7 separate regions of the Homo sapiens genome follow, and regions 1, 2, 3, 4, 5 and 7 are each linked to region 6. Evidence: chromatin contacts called from ENCODE Hi-C or POLR2A ChIA-PET data. All regions are on one chromosome and are shown on one strand. Each heading gives the region's core, a stretch centred on a gene start or an enhancer-like site at or near the end of the contact. The rest is flanking DNA. Distances are from core to core; before and after follow the strand shown.

Region 1 (2,700 bases), core at 14-2,513, 7.2 Mb after region 6:
CTGTGCTTTATTTATCTTTCAAAGCAGAGCTCCAGTTTAACTCTATCGACACAGGCAAGAGTCACAGGAACCAAAGTCCAATGTTAATTGCTGCACCCCAGAACGGATACACAACCACGAAGAGTATGTTCCGTCCTACTGCTTTCCAACATCTGACAACCAGGGCACCAAACTAGAGAAAGAAAAAAAAAGTAGCAGCATTTAATTTTCTATAGAAGAAGGCAAAACACTTCTTAATTTCCACTTCTGTGGGAAGAAAGGAATAAAAGCTATACTTCAGGCACTACTCCATCCCACACACCCCCCCCACCCCCAAAGAAAAGGTGGTAAAGAAAAATACAGAAGGATACACAGAGACCCAAATGTTCTGGTCGCAGGCAGTCTCCTCCATGTGCGGAAAATTTAAACACTACAGGCAGCCCGTTTTCTCGCCTCCAGCTCTAACCAGCCAAGCTTTGTTCTAGTTTTGCTTTGCACACGCCCAGGGAGAGTACAACCGAAAGAGGCAGGAGACTCGGGTTCAGAAATGTTTCTCTTTCTTGCAACTGCAGGAGAGCTGGCCAAGGGCGCCAGGCTGGAAGGCCTGAGGCCGGGTTTCGAGAAAGAACAAAAAGGTCGGACACACCAAACCCCGGCTAAGGCCAAAACTGTGCCCCGAAAGATTCTCTTTCCTTTAAAACTACTCACGGCTCTCAGGAAATCCGCCTGCCTTTTAGTCATTAACTTCGCCCGCCCCATTTCGATCACCCCCCACCCCCCGCCAAGGGATGATCCGCAGGTTCCTCAAACCACAGTCGCCCCAACACAACCTTCCCCTCTCCCTGTTCCAGACAACGGCAGCCCCCTCCCAATCTCCTCCATCGACCACAACCCCCTCCCGATGGGCCAAGCTGTGGCCTCCAGCCCGCTGCCCGCCTTCGGCTCCCCCGGCGCCCTCCTTCCCGCCCAGGCCTTCCGCGGGCACCTCAGGCCCCGGCCCGAGCCCTGGCAGGCCGCTGCCGCCGCCACTACCTGCCCGGGGACTAGTCCTCCCCGCCGCCGCTGGTCACTCGGGCTTTGTCCGTCCCCTTCAAAGGGAAACCGTTGTCCCCACCGCCGCCCGGGCCGCCCTGCTCCGCCTGCGGCCGCACAGCTCCTCCATGCTCCGCGCCCCAAAGGAATGAATCCGGCCGCGCTGTTCGCCACGCCCCGCCACCCGAGCTGCCTCCCGCCCTTAGTCGGCTCGGACTGCAGCGGCTGCAGCGACTGCTGCGACGGATGGTGTAATGGGCTGCGAGCCGGGGGCCGGACAAGCCTGAGCGTCACATCACTGACTGTGCCGCCACGCCATTGGGCCGGGGGAGGGCGGCGGCCGCGGCCAGCAACAGCCTAGGCGCGGGGCGGGGCGTCGCGGCCGGGGTGGGGCGACGGGGAGGGGGCGGGGCCTGAACTACTGGGAGGACGTGCCTGCGTGCAACGCGCTGGGGGGCGGGGCGCTGCGAGGGGGCGGATCTGTGCCCATCGAAGCGGCCCGAGGCAGCTCGAGTTCTGAGATCTCGCTGGCTCTTCTCCTCTCGGATTTTCGGGGTGCTCCCTTAGGGAATCTTTCGGTCCCATCTCAGAGACCCCAGAAGGGAAGTGTATTAGTGCGTTTTCACGCTGCTGATAAAGACATACCCGAGATTGGGTAATTTATAAAGATAAAAAGATTTAATGCACTCAGAGTTCCACGTGGCTGGGGAGGCCTCACAATCAAGCCAGAAGGGGAAAGGCACGTCTTACATGGCAGCAGGCAAGAGAGGAAAATCAGAGCCAAGGAAAAAGGGAAACCCCATATAAAACAATCAGCTCTCCTGAGACGTACTCACTACCACCAGAGCAGCATGGGGGAAACAGCCTTCTTGATTCAATTATCTCCCACTAGGTCCCTCCCACAATATGTGGGAATCATGGGAGCTAAAATTCAAATTTGGGTGCGGACCAGTATTACCCTCACACACGTGAAGTCTCTCGGACTAGTCTTCCGTCCTTACTTTGGTGGGCCCTGGAAATTACCAAGCTCGTAATTACACCTCAGAACACACACGGAGGAAACTGAAATTTCAGAAAATGTGATTAGTTTTGGAGGCTGTCAAACTGACTCTCTTTCTAAAGTAGCCTCTAAAAAGCATAAAGGCTACGAGGAATGGTAAACCCTAAGAGCAATGTAAAGTCAATGAGGTCAGGTTCTTGAGCTCTGAGTAATAAATCGGGAACTAAAGCTTAAAAGGTTATATATATGAATGAAAAGAATTACTTCTTCATATAGTAGTTGATAAACCTCTGGAATTTGATGCTAAAACCTACGTTGCATTAAACTAGGATGAAAAAGTTTAAATGTGTTTGGGAAATAACGCCCATAATGAATCCTGATGAGAAAACAGAATTTTTGAAAATGGACCTTCAATCACTTTGTTTGAGGGAACTTAAGCTCACATAATTCCTTAGTACCACTAGGAGAAATAGAATATTACAGTAGGCAGTCTGACCCTCAGCATATGTAATCCATAACGTTATGTTAGAAGTCATGCAGCACTAAAAACATTTATAAAAAATCACAACTTCATTTTTGTATATTGTAGTGTTGTTCAGAAGTTTATGTAGTTTTGCATAATTGAAATAATTTTCATACAACTATATATTTTGCTTTTCCTTTCTATACTCTAAACGTTTCTTATGTTT
Region 2 (2,700 bases), core at 71-2,570, 9.5 Mb before region 6:
CAAGACACACCATTTCCACCTTTAAAGATTTCAGTACAACACTGAAGAATCACCTACAAGCCATCCACGAATAAACAAAGGAGATCTCTGGCAGGGGAGGGAGAGGAAGAAGCGGGGGAAGGAGACGTCAGATCCTTCCCCAGCCAGAAAGTACCGAGACAGCCAACTGAGAGCAGAGCTGTCCTCCGACCTCAGCAAAGAGAATTCACTCCTACGATTATTTCCATTCCACAAGAGAGGGAGGGAAACAGATTGTTACCAACTCAATGATAGCAAAGTCTGCATCTGGATCAGGATGTTAATTCTCTAGACTACTGTCCAGTAGACTCTGCAAGAACAGGTTATCTAAAAAGTAACCGTTCTACTCAACATTTATTCCTAATGTTAAATATTAATCTCAACCCTAGTCAAAGTGCCTTACTGAACAATTAAGTCTTAAAAAATCTAAGTATGTTAACAAACTGCCTTTCCCGTTTCTTCCTTTAAAAAGTTCACTCCCCTTTTCGTTCTTTCCTTTTCACCTTCCTTTCGTCCCTCAAAATGGCTTTCTCTGTACATTTTAACTTCCTTTCCCCTCCATCTCCCTTATCCGAATAAGTCCTCTGAGACCCTTTTCACAACCCTGAGTTCTGAAGCTCCAAGCGCACACAGCGCTGTGTCCTCTCAAGCGTCTCCACAATGACTACCCTAAGTTATTAAACCTCTTCAATCCTCTGTCTTTTAGCAGTTGCTTTGCTCCTGCTAAGTTTTTAAAGCGGCACTCGAAAGAGGTTTGGAAACCATCCTCACTCATCCATCCAGCGCGCTCCAATCAGCCTCCCTCGCGGACCTGCCCCCCTCTCCCAGGGCCTCCATCCCGGTCCAGGAGTCCCTCTTCCCGCCTCAAACTTCCCGCAGACCCGCCCCGCGCCCTCCCAGGCTCGCCCGAGCCGCCGCCCCCTCCCCCTCCCGCCGCTCCCCACGTGCTGGGAGCCCGGGTCGCGGCAGGACCCACGCACCGGCTAAGTGCTAGCCATTCGCGGGTCTCCTCTCGCGGCCCGGTCGGCACCAAGCCGAAGAGGCCGGGGCAGGGCCGCCGGGCCGGCGCAAGGATGCGTTCTGCGGCCCCGGCCTGTACTCGCCGCTCACACGCCCCCTGCGCGCCAGGCCCGTACACCGCCACCGGCACTCACAGAGCCACCCGGCCTTCACCCGGCCGCTGGGCCGCCGCCTGGGCACCGCGCCGCGCCCGCCCTCCGCCCGGCCGGTTCCTGTCCTCTCCGCCACATCCTGACCCGCCCGCCGCCCCCTTTCTTACCGGCGGGCTTGGCGGGGCGGAGGGAGCCGACTCGGGTGGACGGCCTCCCCCGCGCCCAGGCCCGGGATCTCCGCCGCCCAGTCCTAGGGCTCCGGCGTCTCGGGGTAAGCAAGAGTCCGTGCGGGGGAGGGGGAAGGGGACAGACGCGGAGGGGAAGGGGAAGCCCCGGTCCGCAGCACCAACGCGCGATCCCCTGCGGAGTGGAGCTAACAATTCATTATTGAAGCACCAAGGGCGAGGGCAGCAAGAGCTATAAGTAACCAGTCGTCGCCGCCGCCGCCGCCGCCGTCGCGCGCGCGCTCCCGCTCCCTCCGCTTATCTGCCCCCGGCAGCCGCCATGACGCCGAGAAAGCAAGCGAGCGCAACCGTCTCCGTCGTAGCCGCCGCCGCCACCGAGGTCGCCGTCGCCTCCGCCTCCCGCGCGACGTAAGCGCCTCTGCTCACTCCCCTTCCCGACAGAGCGCGAGGCGGGCGGGCGCGCGCACGCCGAAGCCTTTCTGCTCGCGCGCGGGAGGCGGGAGGGACTACGTTGAAGGGTCGTGGGCGTAGGAAAAAAGCGATTGGTGCTGGGGCGGGGCGGGGGGGGCGAGTGCGCGCACGCGCACGAATGGGAGTGCGCACGGCGGATGCGCAGAGGCTGTCGGACTCTGACTGCGCGGAGACCGCTGGACTCTGGTCGCGGCCTTAGTCCGCTGATCCTCGCTTGGGTGCCCGCCCTTAGCGGCCCGGCGTTGAATTCCGGGAAGTGGGAGCTTCAGGCTCGCTCCGTGCGGGTATGGGCGCTAATGTCACTTGGGATGGTTGCGCAAGGACATCGCGGCGGACACTGACAAGGAACCGGGGAGGAACGGGGGTGGGGAGAGACTGCGATGGGACTCGGGAAGCCGGGAAGGGCCGCGCTGAATAAGCCTAAGGGGCCGGGTCGCAAGGAGTGTCGGGTAGCACAGGCCTCGGCTCAGTCGGAGCGCCAGGCCTCAGGGTCCGGGCGGGGGCTGCTGCGTCACACCAGGCAGCCTGGGAACGCAACTGTTGGGCAACCGTGGTGGCCTCTCGCCACCTCTTACGCTTGGGCGATCTGCGATTGACGCATCCTGGGAGCTGATGTCCCGCACGGGCGGGGCGCCGGAGGAGGAGAGAAAATAGAGACCCGGTTGTTGACAGCCTGTGATGCCGCTTGATTCATGTGTGGGTGGCCTGGTTTAGAAATGTACCACCCTTCCTTTCTAGGTTCCTCCCCGGAGGGCGGGGTGACGGGTGCGGCGCCGAATCGCAACAAAAAACGCTGCTCGAGGGATGTTAGTAACTGTCTCAGCTTAAGTTGCTGCCTTTTAGCTTACAGTTTGTATCGTAACTGTAATTGTGGATCTTAGTTAAATCCCTTCAGTGTGTTGGAAACATATTTT
Region 3 (2,700 bases), core at 1-2,500, 7.5 Mb after region 6:
GAGGCGGAGTTTCGCTCTTGTTGTCCAGGCTGGAGTGCAATGGCGAGACCTCCGCCCACTGCCACCTCCGCCTCGCGGGTTCAAGCGATTCTCCTGCCTCAGCCTCCCGAGTAGCTGGGATTACAGGCGCGCGCCACCACACCCATCTAACTTTTATATTTTTAGTAGAGATGGAGTCTTACCATGTTGGCCAGGCTGGTCTCGAACTCTTGACCTCAGGTGATCCACCCGCCTCAGCCTACCAAAGTGCTGGGATTACAGGAGTGAGCCACCGCGCCCGGCCAGAGACCACTGTCATCTTAAGACAGAACGGGGAAAACGTCTAAGGACGAAATCAGCCTCTCTGAATCGAGGATGCTTATATGCTGCTTTTCCCATAGGCAACTCTAACTCTAAACAGAGTGCTTTAGAACACGTAATTTTAGCAATCTCTTTTACAAAGGGAAACATTCTCAAGCAATAAAGGGTTGAGGATAGCTGACTCAAGCAATGAAATAACTCACAAAGGTTCCAAAATGTGTTTCTTAAAAAGGTAACATCTATGCCTTTAGCTTTCCCTTAGCAGTCTTCATTCTGCATAAGAATTTGGTTTTTGGTTTAAGGAGTGAATTCACAACCAACTGGGAGGGGGAAAAAAGCAAAAGCGAGTTAAGTTGGAAGGCATGAATTCTAATCCAGGCTTTGCCAATGACCACCCCTACCACCATAAAACATTACTCAAATAATTAGCTCCTGTGTTAAGTACCTGGAATTACCGAGACCCCCCTCCCCCCGCCCCACTCAGCTCCCTCCCTCCTTCAAAGAGCTCGCAGTCTGGCCAACTCAAAAAAATACAGTATAAAAATAAGTGTGGCAGCCAAGTATCAGGCCCTACACCGATAGACAGAGATGGTATTTTAACACTCAACTTAAAGGCCTTAAAAATCAAAAAGTACACTTCTTTTCTTCTGATGACTGGTCAAAATGCAGGTCTAGGACAGGCGCTCCTCTAAATTTTGCTTCTTTACTGGCCGCCACCCCTACTCGGATGCAATCTGAACCTCCCGCCTCTCTGCCCGGAAATAAATTCAGTTACTTTTTTTCTTGGTGTCGCCAGCAGGTTCCTCTGTTCCCGGGGAAACTGCAGCGGAAGACGGGGGCTCCGGGGTGGTTGTTTCTGGGGAGACATCCGTAAGTCCTTCCCCTCCAGCAGCAATTGAAGTAGGAAGCTGCAACACAGACTGCGGCTCCTCCGCCATCTTGCTTGGAGACACTCGAGAGCGGAAGTAGCGACTGAGCGCGTGCAGTGGGCGTGCTTTTCTCCAGGGAGCGTCGCAAAGGAGGCGCCGGAGTAGGGGGACGCAATTACACAGTGAAACTTGGTGTTCCCGGCTAGTCATTCAAATCGAAGCTGTCGCAGACCTCTGAACGTTAGTAACGCAACATGTGTTTCTCCGCGACTACAGACCTCGGGAGAGGAGCGGTGGGCAACGTGTCTGTGCTCGGTCGAATGCGCACACTCCAGTTAGGCCGCTGGCTCGGACCTAGAAATGTTTCCGCTTTCCTTAGTGCCTGCCCCGCCCAGGCCCCGCCCCTTGGGCCCCGCCCGACGGCTCGGGAGCGCGCGCGGTCGCGTGCGGGAGGGGGCGGGTGGGGAAGGATCGCAGGCGAGATTACGAGGCGAGGCTCGCGCGCCCGCCCCCGCCCTGGCCCCCAGTGCCCACCCGGTCGGCCCGGCACAGCCATGATCAAGGCGATCCTAATCTTCAACAACCACGGGAAGCCGCGGCTCTCCAAGTTCTACCAGCCCTACGTGAGTATCCAGCCGCCGCTGATCCGGGCGAGGGGGAGTCGTTGGCGACGGGCAGCGCCCAGCGCGGCTTTCTCAGAGCGACCCCCTCCGGCGCGCTGCGGCCCTTGTCCCGTCCCGGCCGCCTGGCGCTCGCCAGCTGTCAGCCTCCTGGTGGGTGTGGACAGGGTGCCCACCTCCCTGCCGCGCGGTCAGCCACCGACGTGGCTTTGCCCGGGCGGTTCCTCCGCCCGTCGGTGGGCTGCATGCTTTCCTGGCTGCGCGGGCGAGGCCCTGGAGACTTCCCGGGGCCCGGCCCTCGCCGATCGGGCAGCCGCAGCCCAGCCGCGCCGCGGAGCCCTGCGCCCAGTCCCCAAGAGCCCACCCCGCGCGGCTGCCTTCCTGCCGCCCGCGGCTGCAGTTAGCCCGGGAGGAGGAAGACGGCGTGGAACTCGTTCTTCTCGCCCCCCTCCGCCGACTCCCATCCTTTCCAGGTGGACTTCTTTCTGTTCTTTGGACAGATGGGCTACCGTTTTTCACTGTGGTCCTCTCATAGCACAGGAACTTTGGCTTCCTGCGTTTGATAACTGCACGTTCTGTACAGTCTCTCTTCTGCATGTTTCGATACGTGACAGACTGCCCAGTGTGACTTTCAGGTGTCTCCTTATTGAAAAGGAAGATATGTGAGGACCTAATATTTTTATCAGGCTTTTTACCAGCTGGCTGCAAATTATTTACCCTCGAAGTAACCGGCGACGTTTGTAGTTGACTGATTGGAGCTGTGGTTCTATACCTAAAAGTTATGATTTCAGCTTCTGGTTTGGCATTTTTCCACGTATGGGAATTTGCCCTCATTTATAGTTTTTTTCTATTTATGAAGAATAGTAGCATTTGTAGAACTTCTCTTTTAACGTGTAAATACTGTTTAGTAT
Region 4 (2,700 bases), core at 163-2,662, 7.5 Mb before region 6:
ACACACACACGCAAGGGCTGTTTTCTTTGTTTTAATCAATGTCAGAGAAAAATATAAACTGGGCAGGCATCTCTGCTGGTGTGTAGTTTCTGATAGAGGACGCCTCCAAACCGGAACAGGGAGGATTTCCGAAACAGGACTTTGAATAGAGTTGACAATCAGGTTCACATCCTCAGAAAAAGCCTTCCAAGCTATGTCAGCAACACAAAGTTGCACCACCTCCTGGGTAAACTTCAAAGACACAGAGGCCAGCGGGTGGAAGGAAGTGTGATATTTAGAGAACTTAGTGGGGCGGGGGAGAGTCTGAACTCATCTAGACAAACTAAAAAAAATAGCAGAAATATAGTCTGTGTGAAGCTACAGTACCCAGTTTCTTTCTAAAACTGTAACCATGACGCCCATGCGTTTTAGCCGTAGAAGAACAAATAAGGAAGTATCCTTAGTGGTACTGGAGTTTCTAATTCAAATTATAACACATTAATCTATCCAACGTCAAATAGAAAAAAAAAAAGTAGAGAAACAGAGTATACCTATTTCCTGCTTTCTAAGCTTTAACTTCAGCCCTTCGAGAAACCATCTATCTCCAGTATCTCCTTAGGTGATAGGACATTGAAAACAGGCAACCGTTTGGTGAATAAAGACATTTCTCTTGAGTTCTGCCCACAGATTAAAAGGACAAGGACACACGTTCTTTGTTGACACTTCTGCAGTGACTTCTCCTTTGGCGAGAGAGCACCCAGGGCCAACACAACTGTCACCACAACCACACAGAGCAAGTTGAACTCATACTGGGAACAGCTTAGAGAAGCACGCACATCTCAACAACAGCCTTTGTTATTTAATTCATGACACTAACCACGCGCAAGCTCAAACAAACACACATGCTATCCTAACCATCACTCTACCCTCTATATTCACATTTCATTTATGGCTTGACTTTTTGTCATATCCTGAAATGAAGCTTTGCATTTACCCGATGAGTTGCGTCTCCTGGTGCTCCTCAGTTCTTGCTATTTCTTTTGTCTTATAAAAGATCAGGAGCAGACTTATTGTGCAGATCGTCCACCTCTTCCTAATGGAGCGCATCTTGGGTGCCCGAGAAAGTCCTGGTTGCCCCAGCTCCCGCACCTTCTCTTGATATAAAGGCTCCGTTTTGGGGAGATAGTCGCGGGGGTGAAATCTGTAAAATGCGAGGAGAGCTTGGAGCCGGGATCCCGGGATCAGATCACTGGGGTCTTCTGTGGCCGAGCTCCCTCTGGTCCTCGAACGCTGCCCAGCGACCTCTCGCCCTGTTTGCGCCAGCTCTGCCAGGGTCGCTCCGCGCCGCCTCCCTGGGGCTCAGGTTTCTTTTCAGATGAGACACCTTGTGCATTGGAGGTGGCGGCAGCTTCTGCAGCTGGGTTCGGGGGCGTCACTGGCCCTTCCCTCTTGCTAGGAGATAAACGCTGCGCAAAGCCAATCACCAGGCTGAGGGGGCGGAGGCTGCTTGGAGAGTAACGTCCCCGGCTCTGCCTGCTCTGTGCCGGGAGAGGAAGCTCACAGTGCTACGCGCCTGCGAGCTCGCGCACATACACATATACATACATACACACATACATACATATGCACACACACGTACACGCAGAATCACACACACTCTCCTGGGACATCAAAGCATCAGCTCTCTGGACCTGGGAGCTCCAAGATAGTCTATCCGCATCTAGGTGAGAGGGCACCTCGCCTGGGGACAGATTACAAAAGCGTCCCGCCAGAGGAATGCTTCAGGTAGAGCTAGGGGTGGATTGCAAGAAGAGTACCTTCTTTCAATCGCTTTTGCTAAACACACACCCTCACACGCAAAAACACGCCCTCCAAGGTGGAGTGAAACGGGGTGCGGGGGTGGGGACGGCGGTGGAAGGAAGAAGACTTTTATTACTCAATCTGGAAAGTGCAAATACACACATGAACCTGTTAGCCGATGGGCCCACTCTGCATGGGTGGTGGACGACGACCCTGGCTCAGGATTCTGCAGGAAACAAGTGATGATAGAGGTGTCATTAGGAACTTTATGGATATTTATGCGCCTCCCTTTCATTGCCATTTGGAAACTCCTCACGCAGAAGTCAAGGAAACTCCAATCCCACTTAAACTTCATTGCGGAGAAACAGAGTTCTGAAAAAAAAGCAGCTACCATGGACCTCTCTTTTAAACGCAAGTACACCCACACACATTCGGATACCAAGGAAGGAAGGAAAGAAAGAAAGGAAAGAAAAGGGAGGGGAGGAAGGAAGAGCAAAGTCCTCTCTAAAAGTCTCAATTATATATATAGCCTCTGATTGTCACCTCTCCTCCGTCCCACCATTTTTCGTACTTGTATTGGGTGGCAGGGACACTTTTCAAGAGTTCTGTGTTCGATTGTTCACTCTGAGTACCTCTCCACCATCCTCCAGTCGTTGCCCTCATTGGGAGAGATGCTTGCTACTCTGCTAGTACCACGCCTTGGTTCCGGTCTTTACTGTTGGCTGGTAGGTCGGGAGGCACCTCTAGCATGAGACAGTGTCTGGAAGCCAGGATTTCCCTCATCTATATGCGCCGGTCCCCAGCTCCCTGGTCGCCAGGGTTTCTCTCCAGTTGAATTCCGTGTTCCTTCAGGTTGAACAGTAGCTTCAGCGGTTTTTCACGCTCAGAAATGATGAGGCCCAATTCCAATCTTCCCTCCCG
Region 5 (2,700 bases), core at 87-2,586, 7.2 Mb after region 6:
AGTGTTCACTACTACCACAGGCTATTCCCCCTCCTCCCTTACCAAGGTGTTTATAGCTCATCCTTTAAAGTTCAGCTTAAAATAATTTTCCAAAGGAAGTCTTCCTTCATGGATCCTACTTACTGCTCTTAAGGCACAGTTCTGATGAATGAGCAGATACCAGTTAAGAAAAGCAGGGTGAGAGGGGAATCATGAATGATGGCAGTGACCCTATCTGTTTCGACCACTTCTGTACCACTGGCACCTAGTATTCAATAGCTACTCAAATGTTAAATGCGCCTACCAACCAAAATTGAAGCTCAGTAAAGACTGTTCTAACCAACCGAATAAACCACATTCTGTTAAAGTTTCTTTTTTATATAATCCCAAATATCAGAAGGGGCCTCTCATTTATCACAGCAATTCTTTCTACAACTCCCTTGGCAAATGGCCGTTCAACCTGTAATGGAGCTCTTCCAATGACAAGGACCGTATTAACCAACAGTCCTAATATTGGTAAAACTGAAAAGCAATGAAGTTAGACATTGGCAGCACTCCAAATCCAATTAAATTGGAGGTGTGGATTAGAGAGTAGAGGGTTGACACTGGGTACTACAGAGTATAAATGATTTTCTTTAAGGGAATCTTTTAAGGAAGAAAGTTCAATAGGCCTTAAAAATGAGATGGAAAGAAATGCTAAAGGGAGCATTTCTGGAATTCATATATTTTAACACCCGGTCTTAACATCTCTCACCCAAGGTTTATTAGAGGAAAGTCAAATGCTGGGCATCAGCTACCTAGAAGCGATTTTTGAATTAGCCTAAGAACGGGGAAACACGGACAGGAAAGTGCCATCCCTCAAGTTACACCCCCAATCCTGGAGCCGCGAGTTGGGGCCCAGGGACTGCTAGGCCCCTGATACCTGGAACTCCAGGGTGCACTTGGTGCCCTGAGCGATGTCCTCGTAGAAGCACTGCTTGGCGTTGTCAGGAAGCTCGAAGGTGATCTCAGAGGCGCCGCCGGGTCCAGGCACCAGTAGCAGCAGTGCGAGCAGCCTGCACCCCCAACGGCCCGCGACGGCCGCCCAGCGCTGCGCGGACCCCGGCCGCGGCATCCCGAGAAGGCGGCGGCGGCCTCAACCGAGCTGCGAGACGCAGGGTCAGGTCTGCGCGGACTCACCGCGCGCGGCAGGCCTCAGCGCAGGCCACCCCGCAAAGATACACAGCAGAGCAGGTTCACGCCTGTGGGAGATTCGGGATCAGAGCGACCCTCCGGCTTCCTGTGAGGGGCGCAGACGGGCGGACCTGGGGAGGTAAAAGAGAAGCGGAAAAGGCCTGAGAGGGTCGGAAGTGGGGATTAGCCTTTCGGGGGGTGAAGGGGCGGAGCCTGAGACACCGGCTCCCGTGACCCGGATGCGTTCTTCTCCGGGAACACGCGTTGGAGTGCGTACGTGGAAGCCCGCGAGGCGTTGGCTCTGCCTCCGTTGCAGCCTGGGACGAGGGGCGGGGCCAGAGTCGTGGGCGGAGAGGGGCGAGACCAGGAAACGGGGCGTGGCGGCCGCCGTGGTTACAGGCGGTTGGCGAGGGTAATTACGCTCCAATCACTGGCTTTTTTTGTTGTTTTTTTTTTTTTTTTTTTGAGACAAGAGTCTCGCCCTGTCACCCAGGCTGGAGTGCAGTGGCGCGATCTGCGCTCACTGCAACCTCCGCTGGGAACTTAGCGCTGGGGAGCATCTAGGGAGTGGTAAAGGGCTCATTTTGCCCTAGGGTGCTAATCGTTGGTGGTAGAGCGCTTTGCAATTTGCGGAGTTTTCTCATAAGTAATAATAAATATTTGGGGGAAGCAGCTGGGCAAGGAGCGCGAATTCTAAGAGCAGACTGCAGGAGTGCTTAATCCCTGCTTTGCCACGTACTGGCTGTGTGACGTCCGGCCACTTGCTTAAATTCTCTGCCTCAGTGTGTATCTGTAGAATGGAGATAATAGCACCTACCATAGAGAATTATTACAAAGTACCAATATTTGGAAAAAGTACCTAGAAGTGGTTGGTACATAGCAAGCACTAGATGAACTTTTGTTAAATTAAACGTCACAGTGCAATCAATACATTACATACCACAAGATAGGCAAAAATTTTAAGTGTAACAATAACAGATATTGGTCGACTTATAGAGCCACAAAACCTCTTATACACTGCTAGTGAAAAAGTAAATTGGTTAATCAAGTTGGAAAACAATGTGCCATTATCTAATAAAGTAGAATATATGTATACACACACAGAACACACACACCTATATACAGTGTGTGTGTGTGTGTGTGTATATATGTATATATATATATATATATATAGCCTGGAATATGTAGCCACAGCCTGGAAATTCCATTTTACATATATTTATGGAGTATATGCTTTAGAGCAGTGGTTCTCAAGTGTTGCTCTGAAGTCCCCAGAAGCCTCCTGAAACCCTTTCAGAGGGTATGTAATGATCTGTATGAAGCTGGATTTTCATTATATATTTCAACCAAAACAGCATAACAGATTGAATATCAAAGGAAATGAGCACCCAGCTTCTTCCTTAAATCTAGATATGAAAGATTTACAAAAATAAGGTCACTCTTCTTGCTAAATTTTTATTTCGAAAATATTTTTATTAAAAGATGTGTTATTTATGTAAATGTGTGCAGTGAGTTGAATTGTGTCCCCCTAAAAAATACATGTCCAAG
Region 6 (2,700 bases), core at 28-2,527:
GCTGGGCGGACAAGGGGGCGGTGCCCCCGGCTCGGACAGCGTCCCCGCCAGCTTCGGTGGGGGCACCTTCGGAGGTGGGAGAAGAGGGCGGAGGGCAGAGCGGCTGCGGGGGCTGCTCCGGGGCCTGGCAGCAGCCGGCGTCGGGGGGCCGGGGCGGCGAAGCGCCTCCCCCCGCAGGCCCTCCCCCGCCACCGCCGCCGCCGCCGCCGCCGCAGCCCCCGCCGCCGCAGCGGGGCTGCTTGCAGGGGGTGCAGGCGGGGACCCCGGCCCCCTTCCGCTTGCACACCATTTCGGGGGGCGTAGGGAGCTCGGCCGGTGACGGTGTCGGCCCCCGGAAGAGCTGCACGGCGGCGGGCGGCCCCAGGAAGCGCACCGGCCCCAAGCTGGCCAGGAAGAGACTTCGGCCCTGCTGCTCCCAGGCGGCGGCCGCAGCCAGCCCCAACTCTTTGCAGCAGGAGGCGGGCGACGAAGCCGAGGCGGCAGCGGCGGCGGCGGCGGCGGCCGAGGATAGCAGGAAGCGGCGGGCAGCAGCGGCGCAGTCCTCGGCGGCCAGGGCCGCGTAGCGCCGCGCCAGGTGCTGAGAGGAGGAGGCGGCAGCGTAGGCCCCGTCCCGCGGCGGCGGCGAGAGCGGCGGCTCCTCCTCTGGGCCGGCGGGGGCGGGCGCGCCGGGACTGTGCACGATGAAGCAGAGCATGCAGGGCCCGCGGAAGAAGCAGTCCCGGCTCCGGGGCGCCGCCGGCTGAGGGGGCACCTTGGCTGGGGTCCGGCGGGGCAGCCTGAGGAGAGGGCGCCGGCGGCGGCACCAACTGCAACAGCGAGGCCTCTTCTGGCTCGGGCGGTTACGCGGCTCCTTCGAGAGAAGGTGGCCCATATAGAAGGCCCCGAGGAGGGGGACCGGGACGGGAGGGAGGGAGACCCAGAGAGGCGGGCTCCCGGCAGCGGGGCAGGCCGCTCGCTGGCTCGGCCCCCGGAGGGGTCGCCCTTCCTGCGCACACACACGCACACACGGGCACACACGCGACGGTGGGGGGTGGGCGTCAGCTGCGGGCCGCCGGAGTGCCCGACGGGGGCTACATGCTTTGCCCAGGGAAGCCGGGAGAACGATGGGCGCGAGCTTTGGGGACGCGAGGGAGGGAGCGAGCGAGCCTGCCGGCTAGGCGACCAGTCCGGGCCCGGCCAGCCGGCTCAGTCAGTCAGCGGAGCGGCCGGGGAAAGGCCGGGTCCCGCTCGGACCATTTTAACTGCGGATCCGCCGCCGGCGCGCGCACCCGCGACTCTGCTCGGAGCCGCAGGAGCGCGCGGCCCGTTCCGGCAGGGGGCGGAGCCAGTTGCGGTGGCGCGCTCGTGGCGGGGACGCCGGCACCCGGCTGCTCACCCGGGACGGCCGTCACACCGGCACTACGGGAAGAAGCCGGCCGGCTAGGGCACGGAGCTCTGGGCTTGCGGGGTGCGGCGCACGCCCCTCCCTCCCACCGCCTAAGGTTTTTCCGAAGCTGCTGGGCGTGCGCCGCGTTTCTGAGGCGGGAGGAGACACTTCCGAGCCAGCTGTGTGACATCCGTTTACACAGCCGCGCTGACGTCTCGAGGTGTAAGTTCAAGAGCTGCCATTGGCCGGGAGCCGCTGGGCTCTTCCCCTCACCTTCCACCCCTGTCACCACCCCTGACTCGGAAACCGAGGCCACTTCGAAGCCGCGAGGCGGGTTCCGCCGGAAGGGCCAGTGTGGGCGCTGACCGCGCTTCGGGCAGAGTGGCAGATGCGGCCCCTGGGTGATGCGCACCGAAGTCATGTGAGGGGTTGATTGGTTGTGCGGCACCACTGTTTACCCACTTGTGTTTTCTTAATTGTTGCGTACTACTGCCTTTCCACAACTTTATTTCAGAATGAAAGCATATATCAAATTACCTGTGCACAGCAGAAAGATAACAGCTTCCCCACCCAGTGAGCCATTCAACACCCAGGCTACAAACTGTAGATCACTTTATTGTCTACACCCTCGGAATCCTGTCTAGCCGTCTGTTGTATATTTTAAACATGACGGTGCAGTGCCTGCTATATGACAAACGTTGGTGATCCAGATGAGAAAGAGGAAACAGCTATGCAGGCAGTCCTTTAGAAGGTTTGACTATATCGAGGCTAAAGAGCTAGGGCAGCTGCTAGAGCGGTACCTGGTGCGGAGAGGTTAGCTTTCACAAGCGAAAAATTAGAGGAGGCAAATACCATGGGAATGAGCCACTCTAGTGAGAGAAATAAGAGGAGAAGGTGGAATGGAGAGTGCTTTAGGAAGGATACTTTCTTCATTGTGATTACAGAGAATGAGGAAAGGTAGATAAAGGACGGATACAGAGAGGTGGATGTTTCTAGCAGGAAGGTGAAAGAGTTCCTTTCTGTTGGTTTCTGTTTTGCTTCAGATAGAGCTTGGTTACCTGCTGAAGGGTGGAAGAGAAGTGGCAGGTGTTTAAAAAAAAATCTGCTAAGGATAACTTGAGAGAGCTGACTGAGGAAGAAGTATTGCAATATTCAAGGCCCAGTGGCTTGGAGAAGACCACTGTTGGAACCTACATTGCTATTCCCACTATAGTGGCCAGCCCCACCCAGCCTGCTCTCAAACATGCTGTCAAACAATTGTTAATTCTGGCCTTTTTGTCAGAAATGACCAATCTTAAGTCTGTCACATTCAGGGATCCTTTCAGAGCCTAATG
Region 7 (2,700 bases), core at 165-2,664, 9.6 Mb before region 6:
GTAACAAGTAAGTAATGAAAAGTTACAGTAAAAACAGATAGGCATCCTTCATTAGGGACCTAGTGGTTTGGGCAATTCAAAATGTGTCTAATAAGTGAGCTGGTGAGACTGAAGGTTTGCCCCTCAATTATCCTAGTCCATTGATTAGCTCATTTAAACATGTGTGGAATATCAGCATGTCCGTGGTTGATAAGAAATTCCTAATTAGAGATTCTGAGTAACATAGCGGGTACAGTTGCCAACTACGATTTGGATGTTAGTGGATTTTAAATGGCAACCCTGTGCTGTTTGGGGAAAGGCAAAGGCGAGGGCGGTATCAAGTGTCTCTCAGCCTTGAGGTCATTCTTGAGATTAGATACCACTTCACACCTACCGATAACAAATTGGAATCTATCATCAGTCTCATAACTGCTTTTCTGTCTCCACTTGGCAGCCTCTTTCTTTGTAGACAATTGTCTTTTTCCTCACTTTCGGACCCATCCGATCATAAAAGGAGAAAGTGAGCTGCCATTGAATTAATCCGTAGAAATTTGTGGAAAATTTAAATAATCTGTAGAAATTTGTGAAAAAGCCACTGAGCAACAACAAATCGTGGCATAATTACACTGCATAAAAACCCACCACTCTCATTAATTACACTGTAACCGAACGTTGAAGTTTGCCCACTCTTAGACCTCTCCTTGCCGCTTTCAGGAAGGGAAATGTCAAACTAGAACACCTGAGCCTCGCACAGCTGCCAGCGAATTCCGGCGGCAGTTCGCGGGTACCTTCCCAGCCCATCCTATCTGCTCCGGACCGCGGGTGACATTCAGATTTCCAACACCGCCCCGAGCTTGCTTTACCAGACACCCTCAAACGACTCGGAACGCGGTTCCGCAGATGTGATTGGCTGAAAGGGGACCTGCCGCGCGGCGCTCTGTAAAAGCGCCTGCTTCCTCCAAGGAGGTGGAGCTGAAGCTGGCAGGGCCAGGGCAGGGAGGGGTAATTAAATTAAAAAAAAAACTTGGAGGGAAGATGAATCGGATCACATTAATTCAAGGAGAGGTCAAAGGCCGGTACCTTTGTAACGCCGGCGAGAGTAAGACTTGCGGTCGCCCATTTCTGTTGGGCGCGAGGAAACAGTAAATCGCGGAAGGGGGTAGAGGGGGAAGGAAAGGGAGCGCGAGGCAGCATGCGGCGCAGGAGAGAGGACTTGGAGTCGATGGACAGGGAACTCGAATTACACTGAGCGGGCGGGGGAGAGGGCCCTCTGGGTCCTGCGATTGGCAGGCTGAGTCGGGCTGACGTGCGGTCACAACCAATGGGGAGGAAGGGAGGGACACGGCGGGGGATTATGGCGTCGTGGATTGGCGGGCACAGGGCGGGGCGGGACGGCAGTGCGGGACTGAGATTGATCGACCGCGGGGGCTGCCGCGCAGAGATATCCGGGCCGCCGGTGGGTGGTCGCTAGGGCTGGGCCAGCCTCTTGGAGGTCCACGCCCGCCGAGCCCACGCTGGCTGGGGCCGGGGTGCCGGCGCGCTCGGGACTCGTCTCAGCAGTCGCTCACGGTCTTTGTGTCTTCTCTTCCGCCCCTTTCCCTGCCTGCCGCCTCCGGCCGCCACGATGCCCCTGCGCCCCGCTGCTGCCGCCGCGGACTGGCTGCGCCGGCTGCGCGCTGCTTGCTGCGGCGGTGGTGGCGCCCCATCTGCTACACGGGCCTGAAGAAGGAAGAAGAGGAAGCGAAGCGCGCCCCCCGGCCCATGCCGCAGCCACGGGCCCAGACCCGCCACGGCGCCCGCGCCGCCGCCCTCGCCGGAGCCCACGAGACCTGCATGGACGGGCATGGGCTTGAGAGCAGCACCTTCCAGCGCCGCCGCTGCCGCCGCCGAGGTTGAGCAGCGCCGCAGCCCCGGGCTCTGCCCCCCGCCGCTGGAGCTGCTGCTGCTGCTGCTGTTCAGCCTCGGGCTGCTCCACGCAGGTAGGACGGGAGCGCGCGAGGGGAGCCAGCCCCGGGGCCTAGGGCTTTGTTCCCAAATAGCCCCAGGTCTCGAAGGCGCTCGCCGGGGCGGAAGGGCGGCGTGGCGCAACGGGAAAGGCCTCCCGAGCCCCTGACACGCACCTCTGTCGGGCTCCGGGCCACAGTAACGCAGCCACCCACCGGGCGGCCGCCGGGCGCAGAGACGAGCCTTCTCTCCACCCTCCCCGCCTTCGGCTCGGACCGCTGACAAATCTCCCCTCCGACAGCCGCTTATCAAACATTTAGCGGGCGGGGGCCGCGCGCCCGAGACAAATGTTCCGGATGCTTTATTGCTCTCTGCGCTGGTGTTTACTGAAAGTCAGGCTCGGATCAGGTTTCCGCCGTCGCAGCCGCCTCGGAGGGAGACAAGGAGCCTTGTGCTGCTTTTCTGGAGTTGGGGGTGGCGGCGAGGCGAAGGAAGTACACCAGATGGAAAGATTTTTACCAGATTTTGCAAACCTGGGAGTTAATCTCGAAGTAACGTCAACTTTTTTGAGCAGGGATTTCTTTCGTTTTGGCAAAAGCTGCGTTTGTTCAGCGATCAGCCTCCCGGGAAAAGCTCGTGTTTTGTGACTAGCCGGGTGTCTTCGGGCTCCGTGAGGGGTTGACAGATAACCATGCTGCCTTCTGGAGGTCGGCGCTTCCCCAGCCTTGAGGCGTATGTTCCAAGGGAAGTAAGCCTGCAAATGAGCCTTCTACCATG

The links. Hi-C counts contacts between places; a loop is a spot of excess contacts on that map. ChIA-PET counts read pairs that join two places held with the same protein, here RNA polymerase II (POLR2A). Pooled maps may share reads with other maps.
Region 1: a loop to region 6 is called in a map of CD8-positive, alpha-beta T cell, with 28 times the contacts of the local background. The contact joins the promoter of FEM1C here to the promoter of FBXL17 in region 6. A Hi-C loop is called at or near these places in 3 of 168 maps with a recorded cell type or tissue (CD8-positive, alpha-beta T cell and naive thymus-derived CD4-positive, alpha-beta T cell) and 10 of 50 pooled maps. POLR2A ChIA-PET finds 5 or more read pairs at or near these places in 2 of 52 experiments (CD4-positive, alpha-beta memory T cell and naive thymus-derived CD8-positive, alpha-beta T cell).
Region 2: a map with no recorded cell type shows a loop between it and region 6 (12-fold over the local background). The contact joins the promoter of CHD1-DT here to the promoter of FBXL17 in region 6. A Hi-C loop is called at or near these places in 2 of 37 single-sample maps with no recorded cell type and 6 of 50 pooled maps. POLR2A ChIA-PET finds 5 or more read pairs at or near these places in 2 of 52 experiments (CD4-positive, alpha-beta T cell and activated T-cell).
Region 3: a loop to region 6 is called in a pooled map, with 12 times the contacts of the local background. The contact joins the promoter of ATG12 here to the promoter of FBXL17 in region 6. A Hi-C loop is called at or near these places in 2 of 37 single-sample maps with no recorded cell type and 8 of 50 pooled maps. POLR2A ChIA-PET finds 5 or more read pairs at or near these places in 3 of 52 experiments (CD4-positive, alpha-beta T cell, CD4-positive, alpha-beta memory T cell and activated B cell).
Region 4: a loop to region 6 is called in a map of natural killer cell, with 10 times the contacts of the local background. The contact joins the promoter of ST8SIA4 here to the promoter of FBXL17 in region 6. A Hi-C loop is called at or near these places in 2 of 168 maps with a recorded cell type or tissue (naive thymus-derived CD4-positive, alpha-beta T cell and natural killer cell), 1 of 37 single-sample maps with no recorded cell type and 7 of 50 pooled maps. POLR2A ChIA-PET finds 5 or more read pairs at or near these places in 1 of 52 experiments (CD4-positive, alpha-beta T cell).
Region 5: a loop to region 6 is called in a map of B cell, with 25 times the contacts of the local background. The contact joins the promoter of TMED7-TICAM2 here to the promoter of FBXL17 in region 6. A Hi-C loop is called at or near these places in 2 of 168 maps with a recorded cell type or tissue (B cell and naive thymus-derived CD4-positive, alpha-beta T cell) and 9 of 50 pooled maps. POLR2A ChIA-PET finds 5 or more read pairs at or near these places in 1 of 52 experiments (CD4-positive, alpha-beta T cell).
Region 7: a loop to region 6 is called in a map with no recorded cell type, with 6 times the contacts of the local background. The contact joins the promoter of RGMB here to the promoter of FBXL17 in region 6. A Hi-C loop is called at or near these places in 1 of 37 single-sample maps with no recorded cell type and 5 of 50 pooled maps. POLR2A ChIA-PET finds 5 or more read pairs at or near these places in 1 of 52 experiments (IMR-90).

What each region holds. Positions count from the first base shown.
Region 1 is chr5:115,543,512-115,546,211 of GRCh38, forward strand. It overlaps FEM1C (fem-1 homolog C), which reads right to left and starts at 1,264. Exons shown (of 3, transcript NM_020177.3): 1 at 1,012-1,264; 2 at 1-172. RefSeq lists enhancers at 813-1,579, 1,121-1,415 and silencers at 845-1,014, 1,065-1,114, 1,215-1,554.
Region 2 is chr5:98,927,242-98,929,941 of GRCh38, forward strand. It overlaps CHD1-DT (CHD1 divergent transcript), which reads left to right and starts at 1,321. Exons shown (of 4, transcript NR_151718.1): 1 at 1,321-1,401. It overlaps CHD1 (chromodomain helicase DNA binding protein 1), which reads right to left and starts at 1,766. Exons shown (of 36, transcript NM_001270.4): 1 at 1,298-1,766. LOC100289230 (a long non-coding RNA gene) reads left to right here and starts at 1,893. Exons shown (of 1, transcript NR_036530.1): 1 at 1,893-2,700. RefSeq lists silencers at 910-1,539, 1,800-2,009 and enhancers at 1,783-2,681, 2,170-2,499.
Region 3 is chr5:115,840,315-115,843,014 of GRCh38, forward strand. ATG12 (autophagy related 12) reads right to left here and starts at 1,251. Exons shown (of 4, transcript NM_004707.4): 1 at 1,076-1,251. The coding sequence starts at 1,238. It overlaps AP3S1 (adaptor related protein complex 3 subunit sigma 1), which reads left to right and starts at 1,621. Exons shown (of 6, transcript NM_001284.4): 1 at 1,621-1,792. The coding sequence starts at 1,724. RefSeq lists enhancers at 114-614, 618-1,519, 908-1,207, 1,218-1,267, 2,258-2,467 and silencers at 1,498-1,877, 1,978-2,167.
Region 4 is chr5:100,901,870-100,904,569 of GRCh38, forward strand. ST8SIA4 (ST8 alpha-N-acetyl-neuraminide alpha-2,8-sialyltransferase 4) reads right to left here and starts at 1,413. Exons shown (of 5, transcript NM_005668.6): 1 at 974-1,413. The coding sequence starts at 1,086. It overlaps LOC107986437 (a long non-coding RNA gene), which reads left to right and starts at 1,539. Exons shown (of 2, transcript XR_001742825.3): 1 at 1,539-2,700. RefSeq lists enhancers at 501-1,070, 1,556-1,795, 2,576-2,700.
Region 5 is chr5:115,624,700-115,627,399 of GRCh38, forward strand. It overlaps TMED7-TICAM2 (TMED7-TICAM2 readthrough), which reads right to left and starts at 1,337. Exons shown (of 4, transcript NM_001164469.4): 1 at 902-1,337. The coding sequence starts at 1,093. It overlaps TMED7 (transmembrane p24 trafficking protein 7), which reads right to left and starts at 1,337. Exons shown (of 3, transcript NM_181836.6): 1 at 902-1,337. The coding sequence starts at 1,093. RefSeq lists a silencer at 993-1,062 and an enhancer at 1,233-1,402.
Region 6 is chr5:108,380,821-108,383,520 of GRCh38, forward strand. It overlaps FBXL17 (F-box and leucine rich repeat protein 17), which reads right to left and starts at 1,278. Exons shown (of 9, transcript NM_001163315.3): 1 at 1-1,278. The coding sequence starts at 871. RefSeq lists silencers at 129-208, 229-978, 1,179-1,428 and an enhancer at 1,529-1,648.
Region 7 is chr5:98,772,249-98,774,948 of GRCh38, forward strand. It overlaps RGMB (repulsive guidance molecule BMP co-receptor b), which reads left to right and starts at 1,415. Exons shown (of 3, transcript NM_001366508.1): 1 at 1,415-1,958. The coding sequence starts at 1,823. RGMB-AS1 (RGMB antisense RNA 1) reads right to left here and starts at 836. Exons shown (of 2, transcript NR_033932.1): 1 at 374-836. RefSeq lists enhancers at 992-1,041, 1,777-2,276, 2,532-2,651 and a silencer at 1,262-1,891.